Regions from separate parts of the Mus musculus genome. Here region 1 is linked to region 2. A link is a contact called in ENCODE Hi-C or POLR2A ChIA-PET data. All regions are on one chromosome and are shown on one strand. The core of a region is the stretch at or near the end of the contact, and the rest is flanking DNA. Distances in the headings are between cores, read along the strand shown. Region 1 holds the start of 1700096K18Rik (RIKEN cDNA 1700096K18 gene). Region 2 holds the start of Nub1 (negative regulator of ubiquitin-like proteins 1).

What was found. Hi-C counts contacts between places; a loop is a spot of excess contacts on that map. ChIA-PET counts read pairs that join two places held with the same protein, here RNA polymerase II (POLR2A).
Region 1: a map of regulatory T cell shows a loop between it and region 2 (4-fold over the local background). The contact joins the promoter of 1700096K18Rik here to the promoter of Nub1 in region 2. A Hi-C loop is called at or near these places in 1 of 37 maps with a recorded cell type or tissue (regulatory T cell). POLR2A ChIA-PET finds 5 or more read pairs at or near these places in 1 of 5 experiments (embryonic stem cell).

What each region holds. Positions count from the first base shown.
Region 1 is chr5:25,528,756-25,532,412 of GRCm38, reverse strand. 1700096K18Rik (RIKEN cDNA 1700096K18 gene) reads right to left here and starts at 2,395. Exons shown (of 1, transcript NR_027388.1): 1 at 947-2,395.
Region 2 is chr5:24,683,194-24,687,118 of GRCm38, reverse strand. It overlaps Nub1 (negative regulator of ubiquitin-like proteins 1), which reads right to left and starts at 1,304. Exons shown (of 15, transcript NM_016736.3): 1 at 1,097-1,304.

The sequences.
Region 1 (3,657 bases), core at 1,146-3,645, 840 kb before region 2:
CATATGCATGCACGAGGTGAAGCGTTCAGCTTCCCCCGGCGGTAATCTTGTACCTAGCAATTGGGAGGCAGCAGACTTGGGCAATGAAGAAAGAAAACAAGAGTTCTTGAGACTTATGGGTGCAGAAAAGAACACACTGGTCATCTTGTTATAGGAGATCACAAATTAACATCTCACTTCTGATCAGGGGAAGAAGGCAAGAAAAGTCATGAAGAGCTGGAGAGAGTACCAGCAGAGCATGGACAGCAAGTTGTCAGAAGTTTAACATGACTTCCTATTGTAATACCTATGGGATAAGTCATAAGTTGTAATACCAATGGGATAAGTCCATGACAGGAGTTCATACTCATGTTTTTGACACTGTTGACTTTGCTTATTGCTAATATCAAGGTGTATTTTTTTTTTGTTGAAGGAAGAAAACCTTTGTAGTTGTATAGTCTGCTTAATATTAACTGACAGTAAAGAATGACCAGCGCACTGCGCATGGGCAAGTTCTGGGTTCTATTCCCAAGGAGATGGAAGAATTAAACAGCCTTCAATGGGAAAAGACTTCAAAATCTTGGAAATTAAAAACAAAAGGGAGGTGTGGCCAGGAGGCTGTCTCCTGGGTTAAGAGTGCTTGCTGCTTCTTCCAAGGACCCAAGATCACTTCCCAGTACCAAAAGCTGGCGTACAACCTTTTGGAATTAACCCAAGCTCCAGGGATCCACGACTTTCTTCTGGCCTCAGTGGACAGTTACATATAGGTAATGTAAAAACAGAGACGTGCTGGGCGTGGTGGCGCACGCCTTTAATCCCAGCACTTGGGAGGCAGAGGCAGGTGGATTTCTGAGTTCGAGGCCAGCCTGGTCTACAAAGTGAGTTCCAGGACAGCTAGGGCTATACAGAGAAACCCTGTCTCGAAAAACCAAAAAAAAAAAAAAAAAAAAAAAAAAAACCAGAGACGTATAAAGACAATTTTTAATGCTGGTGGCAGTGTTGTACACCTTTAATCCCAGGAATAGAGGGGCAGAGGAATCTCTGAAATTTCAGTCAATGTGATCTATACAGGTGAGTTCCAGGCTATCTAAGGATACATGAGACCCTGTCACAGGGTGGAAATGCGTTCCATTCCTAGGTAAAAGAATAGCATGCCCACAAGTTGTCCTCTAACCTTAATGCTCTCACAGAAAAATAAAATCATACACAAACATTTTTATATATTTAAAGGCAAAGAATTCTTAACCAAATTGACTAAAGATAGGAACAGTAATTCCCTCTGGAAAATTAGCTGGCTGTAAAAAATGAGTTATAATGAAAAGACAATAACCTCACTATAAAGGCCTGTCTTGAATTTTAATTTTTTACAAGATTGGACTTCCAGTTCCTAGTAATGTACATGGTAATAAACATGAAGAAGCATTATTCAAATGTAAATGCTAATTGTTTTTATGTTTAATTTAAGCACTATTTTTTTTTTGTTTGTTTTGGTTTTTTTGAGACAGGGTTTCTCTTTTAACCATGGCTGTCCTGGAACTCACTCTGTAGACCAGGATGGCCTCAAGCACTATTTTTTTAACCAGACTTAAAATTAATAGAAGCGAAAGAATCTTCAGAGTGGGAGGGGCTTCAAGAAAGAACGACAAAAAGGCTATACAGGCTATTTTAAATGTACAAAATTTATATCTGTGTATACTGCAAATAATGTGCCTTCCAAAAAGGCTAAAATGTAAAGGCAAAACAAATTATTTCACTGATGAACCACTCATTTGGTAATGTCTTTCTTTACATTTGGGTTTTTTTTTTTAAAAATCTAGAGATACTGAATAGAAGTATTCACAAAATATCCATTGGTTAGAGTACGGTGTTCGAACGAAAATGAAAGGTTTGTAACCGGTCGTTTCGCTGTAGTACTGTAAGAAAGCTTTTAAATAATTAGTGCAGAATTCCAGCGTAGTATTGCAACCCAGCGTCTGTGGCCATGTCACCTTTAAGTGTGTGCAGTTTGGAAGAGCAGAGTTAGTTGGGTATTGTTAAAACAGCGTCGTTGTGTCGTGCGGGGACGTTCTCATCTTCTGAATGAGCGAGAGGGAGAAGGGCCCCGCCGTGGTCCCCTAAGCAGTGAGGCTCTGGGCGAATAATCGCACGGGATGCTGCGTGACAGTGGCTGGACGCCCGCGCCATTGTGAGGTCGGCGGCGCGGATCCGAACCTGTATTACTTCTCGGTGAGGCGGACTTGCGGGCCCTTGGACCGAGGTCAGCTCCGAGTGGAGAACAGGTAACTCAGGGGCCGGATCCCTCCGCGACAAGTAGTGCGCTGTGCGCTTTCCCGAGCCCACGGCGGGCGCCGGAGATCGCGGACCTGGCTCCCGGAGGATCGGCGGGCACTGGCCCGAAGGCTAGGAGACCTTCGGCAGCCCGAAGGCTGGAGCGGGCCGGCGAACGGCAGGTGTCCGCCCCGCCCCCACCCCCGCGGGCAGGAAGAGGAAGCGGTGCGGCCCGGCCCCGGGGCCACCCGCAGGGCCTCGCGGGGCGGGGGCGCCGGAGCTACAAGAAGCGCGTGACCTAGTTCGTCCCGAAGTGGACTTGACAGGTTGTCATCGCGGCTCCCCGCCCCCACTGTCTTCCGGGTCTGGCTCCTCCCCCACCCTCGAGCTCCCACTGGCCTCGCCCAAGCTGTACTCCCTGCCATTGGCTTCAAACCAGGGGCCACGCCCCAACCCAGCTCGCCCTGCCATTGGCCACGCGTCCCAGGCCGCTCTCCCAGTCATTGGCTTCGTCCCAGAGGCCCCGCCCCCAGTCTTGCTGGTCCTCGGGTTGGCCTTGCAGCGCCCCTCTTTCGGCTCGTCCTCCTATTGGCCCCTCGCGCCAGGCGCCTTGCCTCCTATGGTCCGCGGTGGATTCCAGCTGGTCACTGTTGAGTTTGTTCCCGTGGGCATTCCGGTTTCTGTCGGCTTCCCTCCCTCTTTGCTGCGTTTCTTCCTGCTTTCTTTGGGTCTGGGAGCCCGGGCCTCGATACCTGGTCCCGGTCCCAAACTCAATGTAGCAGCGATCTACATTTGCCTCTGTACCCCGCCGCACCCCGCCCCTTTCAACTCCTTCTTCCCCAGCCCCCACGCACACCGCCTTCATTCCCTCACACCTCTCCTTAAATTCGGCTGAGTGGAACAGACTTCATTTCGAAATCAGGGAGAGGGGTTAAGTGATAAACGTCAATATCAATATTAGCTGGTTTTGGTTCCAGAAAGGAACTGGACGGCCCAGATCATTCAAACATTTTGTTGTTGATGGTGGTGGGGGTAGTGCTTTTCTTTGGGTGTGTCTTAGGTTTGGAGGTTTCTTCAAACAGGATCTCACCTCTCCCTTTGTATCTCTGACTGGTTTGGAACTCGCTAGTTCCTTGGTACGGGGTTTGACTGCAGAAGCCAGAGAGGGCGGCCGCTGGGTTCCTGGAGCCGCTGGTTGTGGGCCACCTAACTTGGGGGCTCCTCTGCAGAAGGTTTCATCTCTCCACCCTGGGATTGAATTTTTTTAATTAATTTTCATTTTATGTGCATTGGTGTTTTGCCTGCCTGTATGTCTGTGTAAGGATGTTAGATTCCAGTCGGAGTTACAGTCGCAAGCTACCTTGTGGGTGCTCGGAATTGAACTAAAGTCCTCTGGAAGAGCCAGAGCTG
Region 2 (3,925 bases), core at 55-2,554:
TCATCTGTGCTCCACACTGTTGCTAGGTCTGCATCACGTAATATTTATTTATTTATTTATTTAGGTTTTTTGAGACAGGGTTTCTCTGTATAGCCCTGGCTGTCCTGGAACTCACTTTGTAGACCAGGCTGGCCTCGAACTCGGAAATCCCCCGCCTCTGCCTTCCAAGTGCTGGGATTAAAGGCGTGCGCCACCACGCCCGACTAAGTTTTTTTGTTTTTGTTTTGTTTTTTTTAAAACCATGACAGAGTCTCACTACTCAGCTCTGTCCTGGAACTTACTATGTAGACCAGGCTGGACTTGAACTCACAGAGATCACCTGATCATCTCTGCCTCCTAAATGCTGGGGCTAAAGGTATGCCATGCCCAGATTAACATAAAGATTTAATGTTGAACAAAATTAAACCACCGGCTTGATTATAGTTTTGCTCGCCTTTAGCGAATTCCAGGACAACCAGAGCTACATAGTGAGTCACCATCTCAAAAAAATTAATTAATTAAATTAAACCACTGTATTCAAACCTATGAAAATCCAGTTACAGGTACCAGAATGACATGTGTTAGGTCAAAAGGAAGAAAATCTAACAGCCCAGTTTTCAATTTTAATTGGAGAACTGTTTCATGTGTGTTGCTGGGCGTTCCAACGCAGAAAACACGTAAATCATCAAGATCAGCGCTCTGAACCGAAAGTGAAACCTTAGGCATCAATGTTGAAAATACCACTTTCACTTGTAGATCAATCGAGATTGCATACAACCTTACGCACATTCAACACGTTCCCTCTCGGGGAAATGACATGCCATTAGGGCCTCCTATTTAAAAGCAAGGGAAGGAGGCGAGGACAAGTGTGGGTCCAGAAAGCTTGCGTTCTCACACCCCGCGTTCCGCTGTCAGCCCCGGCAGTCAGCTCATCCAAACTCAAGCTGCTGGCTGGTGTCCATCCCTTCCCCTCCGCCCCGCCGCGACCCCCTCCCGCTTCCGCCCCAGCCCGCCTCGCCGCGTCCGCCTGGCCGCTCCTGCCCACCGAGCCCACGGCCGCCCCGGCCGCGCTACCAGGCCCAGGCCCAAGGCCCGGTCGCTGCCGCAGCCGTCTCACCTGCGCCACTGCCGAGCCAGCTGCGACCTGCCGAGTGCCCGGATGCGGCAAAGGCCGCCGTTTGTTTTCATTCCGGGTGAGGCCGGCCCCGCCCCCGGCTCCGCCCCCTCGCGCTGTCCGGAAGGCCGGTCGAGGACCGGAGCTGCATGGAAGGGTGGGGCCAAGGGGCTTGAAGGGCGATCTGAAGCATCGAACGGAAGGAAGCCCTGAAAACGCGGCTGTGGGCGGGGCTAGTATTTAATGGGCGGGGCTGATATGGGGCGGGACAACAGAGTAGATGGAAATAGGGAGAGTGTAGCTAGGGCGGGGCTGACGTGTAAGGGGGAAGAGAGACAAAGTGGTTGGGGCGAGGGCCGCGCTGAGGGTCAGGCGATCTGTGGGCGGGGCTGGTAGTTTGCGGTGGAGCGGATGTGGGACCGGGCGAGGAGGAAGATGGAGGCAAGGGCCGACTGTAGGTGGAGCTGTTAGGTGGAAAGGCAAGGCTAAAACTGGTCAAAAGCGGTGGGAGGGGGTCTGCTGTGCAGGGGGAAGAGGCGTGGTGAGGAATGGAAGTGAGGCAATGCTAGTCTTCAATCACGAGGTCTTCGGACCACTCCCAGACCGAGTTTTTCAGAGTCAGAGGAAAATGAGTCTGCCTTTATTTATTCCCCAAAAGCCTTGACAGAGCAAGACCTGTTTTCCTGAACCTTTTCTCGTCTTCCCTCTACTAGGCCTAGGGGATCCCCTAGACTAAAGGATTCTCACACTACCCTCCACAATCCCACCAGGATCCCCGCTCATGGTGAAGTTAGGTACGCTACCCATGCCTCCCTCCAGCGGCTACTCCCACCATGAGTACAGTAGATAGAGACATCTGCTTTGCTCAGCGCTGTGAAAAATGCATGTGCCCTTATGTCTATGTAAGGGAACAATCCAAACGGGCATAAAAAAATGAAGACGCCGGGCAGTGGTGGCGCACGCCTTTAATTCCAGCACTTGGAAGGCAGAGGCGGGGGATTTCTGAGCTCGAGGCCAGCCTGGTCTACAGAGTGAGTTCCGGAAAGCCAGGGCTAAACAGAGAAACCCTGTCTCAAAAAGACCAAAAACCAAAAACCAAAAAAAAAAAAAAAAAAAAAGGCCTTTTTTTTTTTAAATACTATGAGAAAAGAAACAATGCTCTGGTGTTGAGCCCCATCTTGCTGCAGACTGTGAGAGGAGGCCTGAGCAAGCCTGCAGGAGCCTAAGCAACCAGGAACCCCAGCGAGGAGTTTGCCAATTGCCAGCCTGCCAGTGAAGCTAGATCCATCATTCAACACCCGCTTCCCACACACGTACTGGAGAACCCAGAGCAGGCCTGCTTAGTCAGTCCAAAAATGCCTGGCCTCACTGTGAATCAGGAACTAAACAAATTGTTATTATGATAAGGATCAGATTTGCAAGTTGTTTGTTATGCCCTCCAAACTGACAAAGCTTTCAGAACCAAACAAAAGAAAGTGACTGTAAACCCAAGAAAACTGTATCTGTAGATAACTGTTTCCACTCTAAGGAAATTGATTAGTTCCAGCACAATCACGACTATATAGAGAAACCCTGTCTCAAAAAACAAAGAAACAAAGAAACAAAAAACTGCCAGGCGTGGTGGCGCACGCCTTTAATCCCAGCACTCTAGAGGCAGAGGCAGGCCGATTTCTGAGTTCGAGGCCAGCCTGATCTACAAAGTGGGTTCCAGGAACAGAGAAACCCTGTCTCGAAAAACAAAAATAAATAAATAAATAAATTTAAAAAAATAAAAAATAAATAAAAGAAAAGAAAAAATAAAGAAAGTTGGGCTGGTGAGATGGCTCAGTGGTTAAGAGTGCCGACTGCTCTTCCAAAGGTCCTGAGTTCAAATCCCAGCAACCACATGGCAGCTCACAACCATCTGTAACGAAATCTGTTGCTCTCTTTTGGAATGTCTGAAGACAGCTACAGTGTACTTACATATAATAAGTAAATAAATATTAAAAAAAAAAAGCTGAGTAGTTGTGGCTCAGGCCTTTAATCCCAGCACTTGCAAGGTACAGGCAGATGGATCTCTGAGTTCGAGGCCAGCCTGGCTTTCAGACTGAGTTCCAGAAAGCCAGGGCTACACAGAGAAACCCTGTTTCCAAAAAACAAAAAACAAAAAAAGAAAGAAAAAAGAGAAAGAAAAAAAAAGAAAAAAGAAAAGAAAAGAAATTTCCTTCTTTGCAATTAAATCAGAAACTTACCGTGCAAAGTGAAACCTGAGTCTTACCTCCCAAAGATCCTGCTACCTTTCTTGTTTTCTGTAGATCGGTCTTTCTGTACAGGAGTTAAAGGTTTTTTCATGATGTTAAGATAGCATATATTTTCATTTTTAAAACAATATTGTGATACAATACATATAGTTTATAATATTCAAATTTGAGTTATTTGATTCGATGCTTTTCAGTATATTTGAAGAGTTGTTCATTCATAACCAAAAATAATTTTAAAACATTTCATCACTTTTTAAAAAGAGTTATTCACTATGTATACAGTCTGCTTGTATGTATGCCTGCAGACCAGAAGTAGGCACCAGATCTCGTCACAAATGGTTGTAAGCTACCATGTGGTTGCTGGGAATTGAACTCAGAACCTCTGGAAGAGTAGCTAATACTCTTATCCTCTGAGCCATCTCTCCAGTTCATTTCATTACTTTCAAAATGAACCCAGAACCCACAAGCAGGGTGACACTTATCTATAATCTCAGCATGTGGAGACAGAGGCAGGAAGGTTTCTAATTCAAAGGCAGTATGACTCAGTCTAAACAACAATAGAAATCTGAACACATTTTATTCCCCCAGACTA